Linked DNA regions of Homo sapiens: region 2 is linked to region 1. The links are chromatin contacts, found by Hi-C or POLR2A ChIA-PET in ENCODE. All regions are on one chromosome and are shown on one strand. The core of a region is the stretch at or near the end of the contact, and the rest is flanking DNA. Distances in the headings are between cores, read along the strand shown. Region 1 holds the start of EVI2A (ecotropic viral integration site 2A). Region 2 has its middle 22 kb from the start of MIR365B.

Region 1 (5,889 bases), core at 812-3,311:
CTGAGAGTATATGTTTAATAGCCAAGATAGTGAGTGGTGAATTTTAAATATTCTTTTAAATATCCTTGTGGTAGAAGCTCTCTGGTGAGAAAATGTTTGACCAGTATGTTGAATATGAAAGTAATTTCCTATTTTTATGATGATATTAATTTCTTTTAATTTTCTCTGACACGTGTTTATTTATGACCCTTGATTCAAGGAGTGCTTTGTGTTACTCCTGGATGTACTGGTGCACAATCTCAAATTTTCAATTTTTGCACAGAATGGGAAGTCTGCCCAGTTTCATTTCTAATCTGGGTTATTTTTCCCCTCAAAAGATAACCTGATTTCAGTCACCATGACTGGCATGAATATTCTCATGCTTTCCTTTTTACTTTGTTAACACTTAACTTTATCTGGAATAATATTGTTATGATTTCTCGTTTAGAGAATAGATTTGTTTTTTACAAATTGCTAATAAATTGATAATAAAAATGATGCTTTATTTTTTTCCTCTCATTTTAATAATAGCTAGACGTTTGAATTTGATGACCAAGAGCAGTTATCACCTTGAGAGTTACGTAAAAATTACCAATGCTTAGAGTTCACCCCATTCCAGTTGCATCAGAAGGAAGACATGGGAATTAGGCATTGGTGTTTTTTAAAAACTCTTCAGGTGATTCTGACATGCAGCCAGGGTAAGAATCACTAGCTTAGAAGGGAGAGTAAGATTGTAGTCATACTTGGGAAAAAACATATAAAAAATATTTTTAAAATGGTTACTATATTGCCCGAAATAAATGCCCAGTAAGGGATGAGATTTTTGAAATGTGGCCTGATCTTAGCCCTGTGTTAATTTCAGTAGATATTTGGAAAGTCTCTCAAACCAATTTTTGTAATATATTTAATTGAAGATGGGGGGGTTCTCAACTTAAATGTAAGTCATTATTTTACTTGAAGCCAGTTTCTTTAAAGGTTAAATTATAACCTGAAGTATGCAGTTTTCCAGATTTGAACACACACACACACACACACACACACACACACACACCCCTAATAAATCATTAGGCTACTTGGCATCCTTGAAGTCCAAAAATTAATCAACCTTTGGTACTTGTTGTTAATGTTCCAGTAAGTAGTATTTATAGAAAAGATGAATATTATTAATCATAAACAGTGAAACATACTTTGCGTTTACACTTAGCCTATTGGTGTGGCTATAAATCTTATTTATTTTAGTTGTGCTCTATTTCTTATTGATCTTTACAATGTGTTCTCTAAAGTAATAAAGTGAATGCAAATATACGTGGTCACAGGTTTATTCTGAGTTTTAATTTATTATACAAAAGTAAAGGTTTTAATTTAATATTAATAGTAGAAAAACACTTTCTTACGTGTGCCATATGGAAAGATAAAGGATCTATTCTAAAATTAGCTGTGTTGGTTGATAAGCTGGTGTGGATTCTGCCACATCCAGCAAGGAAGATACCATTAAATTACACAGTTTAGCTCTCTCTATCTATGCATTAGGAATTTGACTTCCATTTGATGTTAAAGCATATACTTGGCTTTAAGGACACACTAAAACTATTCAAAGTTTAATTACATTCAGACAAAGATCATCTAACCACTGTTGCTACATAGGGAATATTTATTTAATTATCCCTTGCTATCTCTATTAATCAGTTTCCTCAATTTATCCTTAAAATTTTCCTCAAATGCTTAGTTATTTTATTATTTGCTTTTTAAAATATTCAGTGTCAAAACAAAAGTACACAGTTTAAATAATTAAGCAGGCATACTTCTCCCTGTCTCACCTGCTTGATTCTAAATTGCAAGGTCTACCATGTCAAATTTTAGATAATCAGAACAACACTTTGGGATTAAATACCAACTGACTTCATTTTTACTCCATAAGCCTTCTCATTGCTACTTTGCATTTTTCTTCACTAACCTATCTGTTTGTTAGTAAGTTTTTCAGTTCCTTCTTCATCTTTTCTTTCCCTTGTAGCTGTGAGCACTCCAGTAGATTGCATCACTAGGTTGGGTCCTGTGAGCTGTTTTGTTCTTTTCCAAGTGTCTGATTCAGCGGGCCATAGACCGCTTGCCAGAAAATCGCCATTGCTTCTAGGCTGACGCTTGCCTACTTGTTTTGATCGTCTGAGAGAAGAGACTTTGTTTGCCAAAACCACAGTTGATAGAAATAGAAAGGTACAGATAAGAAAAAGCACTGCAATTATAATTAAGCAAATTAGCATAGCCATGTTGTTGTTGTTTTCCGCACAGACATCCTTTTTGAAAATTTCACCATGACTTTTGCTTGTGTTTTCAATGCTCTGTACTGTTGAAGGACTGTTGCTGACGACAGAAGGTATATAAAGCTCCTGTTCAGATTTAGAAGTTAAAGCTACGATGTGAGATGTTTCAGGCATGTTTGTAGAATTACCTTTATAATCTACTTCAGGAGTTATAGGGTTTGTGTTAATGTTTTCATTTTGGTTTCTGCCTGTCTTGTTTTGAATAACTGAATCCCAGGAAGAAGTACTGTTAGCCCACAGACGGGTATAGTTTGCTTTTGTTCCAGGAGACAAAGAAAAAACTGTTGTCATCAGAAAGGCAAGATGTAGGTAATGTCCTGTGTGTTCCATGTCCGTGGGCATGCTTGGCAATCTGTTGGGATAGCAATATAATTTGTTAGTTTGTGAAAGAATAATGGATCCTAGTTTTGGTAATTGTAGTTAAAAGATAGTGTTGAGATGTTACAAGTAAACTACAAGCTTATGCCTAATATTCGCTACCCTGAATTCCTTCTCAACTAAATTTCTTTTCTATTCAGCTATGTATGAAGAAGCATTTTAATTTCTATTAACACTTTTAGATGCTAGAAGTTAGCATTACAAATAAATATTAATCATTTTAAGTGGACTATCATGGCTTTATATAGTTTTCTTCCTTTGAAGCGTGCTAGACTTCTGCTTTGAGTCAGTTAGTTCTGCTTTTACTTTTCTGATTCCTTCTTTAAAAAAAAAAAAAAATTAAGGATCATTCTTACAGAAACTACCCACCCTCTAACCTGTCACCAATCTTTACAGAAGAAATGTGGCCTTGAGCTTCTTGCTTCATGTATGAAATAAATGCAAATTTTTTTGGTGGAAAGAGGGGAAGTTTGGTAGCAACCAAAAGAAACTGAACTTCAAATAGAAATTCAAGGTGTTCTTTTTTTTTCTTGGGTGTTCATCTTGAAGCTTAGAATAAAGCTGGTACTTAGAAATACATTTGTAAGTGTATTTGTGAACGCAATTTTACTGTGGTGGTTGTCTCTTTTCATTTATATTTCCCTGGACTGACTGTGTCTTTCTGAAGGCAAAGGCATACCAGTTTTCTCAACCTAAAAATCTGAAGAAAAAAAAAAAAAAACAGCAAATTTCCTCTGAGTAGACTTAAAAGTTCAACAAAAGTTGCTGGGTTTTCTTTTAAAGCATCATTTATACCTAGCATTTTTTCTGATTTTGACATAATTGTAAAAAAAAATGTGTAATAAAATAGAAATAGAGCATCAGGATCTTGATGATTTGGGATGAAGTGGCAGGTTATAAGCATCTCAACAGATAATTGAAAATGTTGAATTTCCGCTTTGGCCCTGAGCTTGCTGGAAACTAGTACAAAAAGGAGACAAGTTATATTATACATTTTTTAAATCTACCAAATGATTGATTTAAATAGAAATGGCATATCTTAGAATTTAACAGTTCCATGTACTGCTAACCCAGCAGGAAAGATTTATAATCATTATTAAGGTATCTTATAATAATATACCAGTTTGTCTTGAGCTACTTTTGAAAGGAGTATTTTATTGTTAGCATTTATTTGAATGAACTAAAAGCAAAACTATATTGTTCTCCTGAGATTTACTAAATGAAATTGCCTGGTTAAGAACCCTACGTATGCTATAGAAATTCTTCTCAAATGTACTTAGGAGTCCTTTTATTTAAAAAAAAAAAAAAAAGGCAGATTCTTACCTAGCTAGTATAGGTAGGGCCTGAAAGTCTTTGTTTCCAAACCAACTCCTAAGCAACATGGATGCCACTGCTAGTCAGGCTTTTGAACATCAAGGTTTTATAAGAAATGGTTGTTATATGTCATTGGCTGACATTTGTATACTATTAAAATACAGAAATTGAAAATAAGAAATGTGATACGTTGAGTTATGCAAACAAAAGTAGCATGTAATAAACAATGCTAACTGGAGACTATATTTCATATTAATAGTAGGGAGGAAAAACTATTAAATATTCCAGGATTAAGATTACTTTTTAGATTATGACCTTTAGTAGACAATTAAAGGCCCAAGTCACTGGCTTTTGTATAATAGTGTTCAGCTTTAATTTTTAAGTTTAGTGACATAAATCTTTGGATATTTCATGATTCTTCCACAAAAAGAAATACTTGAAATTGGATTAGCAAGTAATTTCCATCTTTTTATACTAGACTGGACTTCTGTATTAGATGCTAGAATGATTTAAAGTAGATTATTCTTTTCACATTAGTTCATTAACAGTGTAGTATACATCATAGTATTGGTACACATTTTAACAGTGCTTACCACGGAACAGATAATAGGCCTGCTGTTGATTGTCTTCAGCCAGATGTACTGCAGTGCCCAAATAAACAAACTGTATGACAAAATGAGACTTTCTCTTGCCCTTACAAATGCCTGAGAATTGAGGACTGTTTTTACTCCAGTTTATGCCTTGGAGGCCAGGTTGTGTTATCAGAAGTTTTCTTATATCTGATCATTTTCAGTAGAATTTATTTTCAGTAGAATTTGTAATGTCCAAGCATTAGTAATGAGAAATTTATTTTTTAACTTTTGAAAAATAACAAAACATTTCCAGTTTACTTGAGGAAACCAAACTTAGATCCTTCGTAATCCTAATTTAAAACTCCATGGCGATGGCAAATTTTTTCATTTCTAACTTAAAATTTATGTAACAGGACAGAAAAAAAAAGTATACATTTTCAGTCACAATTCTAGTTTGTTAGTGAGATTCTTACACACTTTGATAGCATTTCCTCGAACACTAATCTGTCAGACGTTAGAAGTGAAAAGGCATAAGAAAAGCCGTATATATATGACCTACCTTACAAAATGCTTGGTCAAAATCTGATTATAACGTGATTTTGATAAACCACTTCTTTTCTTGTCTTCTTTTTAAAGCAGAATAGACTTGGAGAATATGAGCCTTAAAGTAAATCTGCAGTAAAAAAGGATATGTGCAGCTAGTTTTCCACTTTTAAAACCAAACCACAGATGACACATTTCCTTTCCACTGCAACTAAAGCACATGTCACAGGAGGGAAAAAAAAAAAAACAACGAAAAAGCTCCAACTTCTCTAGTTGGCCACTGGCATGACAGGAGGCTTTGTAGAACCAATCCCCGCCTCCAGAGCAGGGAGGGTTTTCCACTTAATGCCTTTTGACAGTATGCTCATTCTATAGGCCTGCTACATGCTTTAGTGTCATTCAAAAGAGGTTTTGAAATGGTATCTTCCATTTCAAATCTTCTCTAAAAGACTTATTTGAAATCTACAGACTGATTTGAAAATGTGAGTTTGGAGTCCATGGGATACTGATCAGATAATGTAACAATTGTGGAACTGCAGCAATTATTTGAGAAAATATCTAGTAAACTTAGATTATATGGGACAGAAAATGCTTTCGTGTGGTGTAGTGTGTGTATACACACACACACACACACACACACACACACACACAACTGTCAAACATCCTGTCATCACCTCAAGTTTAACATGACTGAAACAGACTTTAAGAACTAGGTATGGGCTGAACACGGTGGCTCACACCTGTAATCCCAGCACGTTGGGAGGGTTGACGCAGGCAGATCACTT
Region 2 (6,491 bases), core at 794-3,293, 280 kb after region 1:
GGTGAGCAAGCAATGGGGACCAGGGGAGGGGAGCGAAACGAATTCTAGGTGGAAGGATCAGCTTGCATGCGGGCATGGAGATGGGAAAGAACATGGGGTATTTGGAGAAGTGCAGAAATTCCCTGTGGCCCCAAGGTTTGGCCTGGGCTGAGAAGCCATGCAGTGGAGGTAGGGCTTCAACTTGTAGATAACAGGGAACCAGCAAGGCTGTTTGTTGTTTGTTTGTTTGTTTTGTTGTTTGTTTTTGAGATGGAGTCTTGCTCTGTCACTTAGGCTGGAGTGCAGTGGCATGATCTCAGCTCACTGCAACCTCTGCCTCCTGGGTTCAAATGATTCTCCTGCCTCATCCTCCCGAGTAGATGGGATTACAGGTGCATGCCACCACACCCCACTAATTTTTATATTTGTAGTAGAGACGGGGTTTCACCATGTTGGCCAGGATGGTCTTGAACTCCTGACCTCAGGTGATCCACCCACCTTGGCCTTCCAAAGTGCTGGCCCCAGGTCTGACCCAGTGAGGCTTTTTAAATGGGGCAGAAACTTACTTCCCCTCCTCCTGAGCAAGAGCAGGTTTTTCCACCCCAGTCCCTCTGGACTGAGAAATTACCAACGCCTGGGTGTGAATCAGGAGAATGTCTCACTCCTCATGGCTCAGGACTGCAGAGAATGCAATCGCACAGCTGGGATTTGGGGAGAGATTTAGAGGTGACAGTGAGAGAGAGAGTGGGCTCCTCATGTTTGTTTTGTTTTATTTTGTTTTTGAGACAGGGTTTGCCTCTGTCACCTGGGCTGCTGGAGTGCAGTGGCAAAATCATAGTTTGCTATAGCCTTAGCCTTCCAGGTTCAAGTGATCCTCTCATGTAGCTGGGACCACAGGCGAACACCACCACACCTGGCTAATTTTTTGTATTTTTTGTAGAGATGGGGGTCTCACTATGTTGTCCAAGCTGGTCTCAAACTTCTGGGCTCGAGCAATCCATCTGCCTCAGCCTCCCAAAGTGCTGGGATTGCAGGCATGAGCCACTATGCACACTTCTTAAACTAGATGAGAACACCATGGAGGGGAGAGTGTGCCTATGGAGTGAGTGTGTGTGAGGAGTGCATGTAAGGGGTGTGCTCATGAGTGTGTGTGCCCCACACATGCAGGCTGCTCATTCATTCATTTAATACGTGCCAGTTGCACAGGGAAAGGTGAACACATCCTGACCTGGTCCTCGTCCTCATGGAGCGTGGAATCCAGTGGATCCAGTGGAGGAGAAAGAAACAAGAAAACAAAATAAAACACATCCCAAAAGCTAGAGTGCGAGGCAGCTAGGGCGGGAGTGGGGAATAATGAGGGCCGGTGGGGAGAGCCTGCTGGATAGGTGGGTGTCTGATGGCCCTCTCAGAGCAGAGCATGGATGGTGGGCATCTGCTGAGCCTGGACCACCCAACTCCCTTTCCTCACAGGCCTTTAGTTTCTTTTGGGGAGGAACTGCCTCTTCTCTGCTGGACAGAGTCTACCAGGCTCCCTCTGCCCTGCCCTGCCATAGGGTGGACATGTGACCCACCTAGCCAGTAAGATTGTCCACTCCTCTAATTCATGGGCAGAAGGACAAGGACAGTCAGAGTCTCCCGGCTGCCTCCTGCCACGCATTCCTGCTCCCCACCCCCAATCTATGCGCTTGCCCTTCCCGCCTTTTGGCCCTCAGGAGCTGTCTTGGTTCCTGCCCTTGCCCAGGCCTGTTTTTCCAGCCTTCCCACCAATTTTCTGAGCTCCTGTGGGTGTGCCTATCTTGTGTGGGTTTGGTTTTGGCTTTTAAATGAGCAAAGGCAGAATGAGGGTGCCATGAGCACAGATGAGGCTTTTGGGAAACGCCCCCCTTCCATTGCACTGTTGGAAGGGAGTGTAGAGGCTGCTGTGTTTCCTGGGGCCGGCCACCTTGACACCGTGCCTGCATGCACGCAGCCCCCCAGCACGCTTCTTCACCAGCCAGCCTGAGTGCAGGGCCCTGGCCAGCCTTGCCGGGAGGAAATGCCAGCCCCGTTTCTTTAAGCCTCAGTCAGCCTCCCCAGGGACTCTTGACTGCCCTAATGCTTCCTCCTAGGCCTTGTCAGTGGTGCAGGCCTGGTCTGCCCAGAGCAGCAGGGCCTCCGGCAGGGGCCTGTGACTCAGGGCTCAGTCAGGCGGAGGCAGGATGTCAGTGCCATTCACTGGGCCACGAGGAATCTCACTCTTCTATTTATAGGCAGCGCAACTGCTGGCCCAGCCTGGCCAGAGGAAGTGGCTGCCACTGCCAGCGAGTCAGGAGCTACGATGAGGGAGGCATGGCGCTGCTCCCTCTGCCTGCTGGGGGGGATTTCCAGGTTAGGACCAGCTCTTCCACTGCAGAATGGTCAAGGCTGGGACAGGCCGGAACAATGAGCTCATGTGGCTTCATGACCCATCAACTGAGCAACAGGGTGGTGGACATGGGGTGGCTTGGTCTGTCATGAGCCTAGAAGGGAGGGCAGGATGGGGACCTCCCTGACCCTGCAGGGGGAAGAGGTAAGGTAAAGGCAGTGCCCAGAGCCTGGCATCCTGAAGTTTGGCCCCAGACAACTCACCCCACTCTTCCTGCATTGGGGTCCCAACTTCATCTGTCAGAGACCCCTGTCCCCACCTGCCATCTTGCCCCACACCAAGACGGCTGCTTGTGCTTAGGAAGCTAACACTGGATACCTACTGAGAGGTGAGCCCTGTCACATCCATTCCTGCATCCAGTCTCACAACAGCTACACAACATAAGCCCATTTAGCAAAAGTCAAAACTGAGGTCGAGAGTGGTTAAGGCACTTGCCTGGTTTTGGGTGTGTGCACAAATGTGCCCTCTATGCATAAGTGTTGTAAAATGTGATCTACCTTCCCATCACAGAGGAGCTGTGAGGGGAACTGAGATGGCTTTGGCCATTGTGAATCTGTTGCCATCTCTGTTGGAGTGCCCGTCTACATGGTTGACCTCTGTCCTCAGTTGAGTGTGCATGAAGCATGAAGGATTCTTGTGTTTGTTTCCTGCCCTGGACAAGGTGTCCCTGGAGGTCAGGAAGGGAGTCTTGCTCCTCCTGTGACCCTAGACCCCAGCTTGGATGGAGCTTGGCACCAAGCAAGTGCTCAGTAGACTACCTACCGCATGGGCCCGCAGAGTCTCCCCATCCTCAGACGTGGCCTCTTGCAGGCAGCAGCCCTACTGGATGCTCTGCTGCATTGGGTCTGCACAAGGGGCAGGTACTCAAAGAATGAGGATGGGGGGACACTTCTTCCCGAGAGGCTGCCTGACGGGGAACCCCAGGCCTTCAGTCCTCATGTCAGGTGAGAACCAATTTCTTGAACAGGAGGCCTTTCCGACTGAGTCCGCTGGGGCCAGTTCAGAGGAGACCAGCCTGGGGCCACAGTGGATATTGCAGATCTGCCCTCCTGTGACTGCCGGCTGGTCTACCATGTGTGCTGCTACCAAGGGGCAGGTTACCCCTCTCACCCCACCTGGCCGTGTTCGCCCATCCTCACTGACCCTGAGGAAGCTGGGAGCACCTGGTGAGCCTTTACTGAAAGGCCCAGGCCATTGTTCCAAAGCCAGGCAGAATGGGAGGGAAGAAGGAGGTGGGGGAGGCAATTGGGGTTGATACAAGATGAGGTCTCCCTGCCTGGAGCTCCAGAGGGCCCCTTCTGGCCTCTTCTGCAGTCCTTGGCTCATCCCCTTCACCTCCTCCTACAGGAAGCCTTCCCTACCTCCCCAACCAAAGTTCTCACCCTTCCTTCCTACCCCACCACATCTCTTCCTAAGGTAATTGGCAAACCCCAGGGCCCTTCCTGAGTCTTGCAAAGTTTGCAGGTCTGGCAGTCTCTACATGTCAGTGGCTTTCCTTTTGTGGGCAGGACCCCCTGAGGGGGAGCACAGGAGGGAACGTGGTAGGGGAGGGGTTGGCTCTGAAGGGCTCCCCTGAGGAAGGGAGGATGAGTAGGAGTACAGTCAGTGTGAGCAGAAAAGGGGTCCCAAGGGATGAAGATCTCAAGGAGGGGAGGTAAAGCTTCGAGAATGTGCAAGGAGCTCCAGAGGGTGGAGGGGGGTAAAGCGTGGAGTCGCAGGGTGTGGGGGGAAGTATTCCAAGGCAGGAGATCGGGGGCAGATCTCGAGGGCCTCAGGGCAGGCCAAGCTTTCTTCTGAGCGCAAAATTAGAGTCAGTCAAGGGTCTCAGGCAGGGTGCTGCTTTGCAGGGTGCTGCTTTGCAGGCTGGGGTAAAGGTGGAGGAGATAGGGTGGCAGCAGGAGGGCCAGCTGAGGATGGGGCGGTCTTCCTGCTGAGAGATGACAGCAGCTGAACTTGGGGAGGTGGGGGCAGTGGAGTAAATGGGAGGCTGGGAGAGAACTGAGAACTCTGATGTGGCCTTGATGCCCCCTCCCCAAGGCCCACCCATACTGGTGAGGATTGGGGTGACCGGTGTGAGGAGAGGGAGAGCCCCTGATGAGGCCAGAGTCCAGGCCCAGAGAGACCCCGTCCGCTGTGCCACACATGACATCATTTTTGTGTACTTAACACAAGGTAAACAGGGCTGGAAAAACCCAAGTACTCATTATCTGACTTAGTGGCTGCTGCTGGCTCCTTAACAACTGGTTTCCTGGGATTCTGCAGTTCTCCTGCAGAACGGACCCAGACAGAGGGGCTTCCCTCCGGTGCACAGAGAATCCTTGCCCAGTCCCTGTGCTGGGGGCTCGCTGACCTCTTCCTTCTGGGAGGCTTTGAGTCGTTCCCTACCAGTTCATGGGGCTGGGCCTGCTGAGGGCCAGGCGCCAGGGTGGGCGTTGTGGGAGCATGACGGAGAGCAAAGCCCAAATGTGGTCAGGGGGGTTTGGTTCTAGTGAGCAGGTGGGTTTGAGACCCCAGGAGCACAGGAGGGCAGTGGGAGCCCAGCAGGGAGGTTGTGGTAAGCACCCAAGCATGAGCTGGCCGAGTCCTGGAATCCCAGAGGGCACCTAGGAGGTTATCCACTCTTTTCTTTTTTTTCTTTTTTCTGAGGCAGAGTGTCACTCTGTCACCCAGGGTGGAGTGCAGTGGCACAATCTCAGCTCACGGCAACCTCCGCCTCCAGGTTCAGGTGATTCTCCTGCCTCAGCCTCTCGAGTAGCTGAGATTACAAACGTACACCAGCACACCTAGCTAATTTTTGTATTTTTAGTCAGGGTATTTTGTATTTTAGAGATGGAGTTTCGCCATGTTGGCCTGGCTGGTCTTGAAGTCCCGTCCTCAGGTGATCCACGTGCCTCAGCCTCCCAAAGTGCTGGGGTTACAGGCGTGAGCCACCACACCCGGCCCATTTTGCCATTTGATTCTACAGATGGGTAAACTGAGGCCCAGAGGAGTCACAAGACTCACTTAGAGTCATACTGGGAGAGAACCAGTGGCAGGACTAAAACCCAGGTGTTCTGATGTCGGCGAGAAATTGGCTGGCTCTAGAAAGAAAAACAAATTTAAGCATTAATCCCCTCCCCACTTCCACTCACCACCCAAACATGCACACATGTCACTTCTGCAAAATGTCAATGATCTTGTGAGAAATTTTTTCTTAGTGGGTAGGTTCCAAGTGCTTTCCTTTCACCCCCAGAACCCACCCCCAATCGAGGCCAGAGGACAACATTCCTTCCTGTGGAAATAGCCGAAGGGTGGTTGGGCAGGGTGGCTCACACCTGTAATCCCAGCACTTTGGGAGACCGAGGCGGGTGAATCACTTGAGGTCAAGAGTTGGAGACCAGCCTGGCCAACATGATGAAACCCCGTCTCTACTGAGAATACAAAAATTGCTGGGCAGGCGTGGTGGCACACGCTTGTAATCCCAGCTACTTGGGAGGCTGAGGCGGGAGGATCGCTTGAGTCTGGGAGGCGAGGTTGTAGTGAGCTGAGATCACACTGTTGCACTCCAGCCTGAGCCACAGAGTGAGACTCCGTCTCAAAAAAAAAAAAAAAAAAATAGCCAAAGGGTGACCAACAGCCGCCAGGCAGCCTCAGAGGACCGATTGTTTGCCACTGCTCTACGTGGCAGCACTGGGTGCCTCTGGCCCCAGTCCACCCTCCCTACCCCACTCCAGTCCTCCATGTTCCCTGGATGGAGGCCCCAGCAAGGCAAGAAACTTTCAAAGAGCCCAGAGGCACAGCAAGTTCCTGCACTAATGACACTCGGGGGCTCTGGGGCCTTCACTTGCAAAGCAAACCCTGAAAAATAATCTGGTGGATTTTGTTCTCTGCCTTAAAGAACAGCAACCACAGACAACAACAATATTCCTCTTTTTCTAATGTCAGTTGAGTTTAACAGACAGGCAGCACGGAGGAAAGCTGGAAAACTAGCCCTGCAGCCTTGGACAGATCCTTAACTCCCCTTGGGCCTCAGTTTCCCCATTGGTATCGAACCCTAAGCATTCTTAAGCTTCACTAATCTGTGAGTTTGAATGACCAGTTAATATTAATGACCAAAGCCTGCTCACCC

The links. A loop is a pair of places that touch in the nucleus more often than their neighbours do. ChIA-PET counts read pairs that join two places held with the same protein, here RNA polymerase II (POLR2A). Pooled maps may share reads with other maps.
Region 2: a pooled map shows a loop between it and region 1 (3-fold over the local background). The contact joins two enhancer-like sites. A Hi-C loop is called at or near these places in 1 of 50 pooled maps. POLR2A ChIA-PET finds 5 or more read pairs at or near these places in 2 of 52 experiments (CD4-positive, alpha-beta T cell and activated B cell).

The regions. Positions count from the first base shown.
Region 1 is chr17:31,316,375-31,322,263 of GRCh38, forward strand. The region is part of intron 36 of NF1 (neurofibromin 1); the gene reads left to right. EVI2A (ecotropic viral integration site 2A) reads right to left here and starts at 5,248. Exons shown (of 2, transcript NM_014210.4): 1 at 5,121-5,248; 2 at 36-2,649. The coding sequence starts at 2,639. The coding sequence ends at 1,929. RefSeq lists enhancers at 2,077-2,126, 2,337-2,396. Within about 2 kb of position 2,062, at least 19 of the 41 ENCODE cell types and tissues checked have a DNase peak (open chromatin) inside an H3K27ac peak, as active enhancers do.
Region 2 is chr17:31,594,653-31,601,143 of GRCh38, forward strand. No RefSeq gene overlaps it. Among named protein-coding and RNA genes, the nearest start is that of MIR365B, 22 kb to the left of the region's middle. RefSeq lists enhancers at 1,083-1,949, 1,950-2,814, 1,998-2,137, 3,010-3,865, 3,866-4,720. Within about 2 kb of position 2,044, at least 27 of the 41 ENCODE cell types and tissues checked have a DNase peak (open chromatin) inside an H3K27ac peak, as active enhancers do.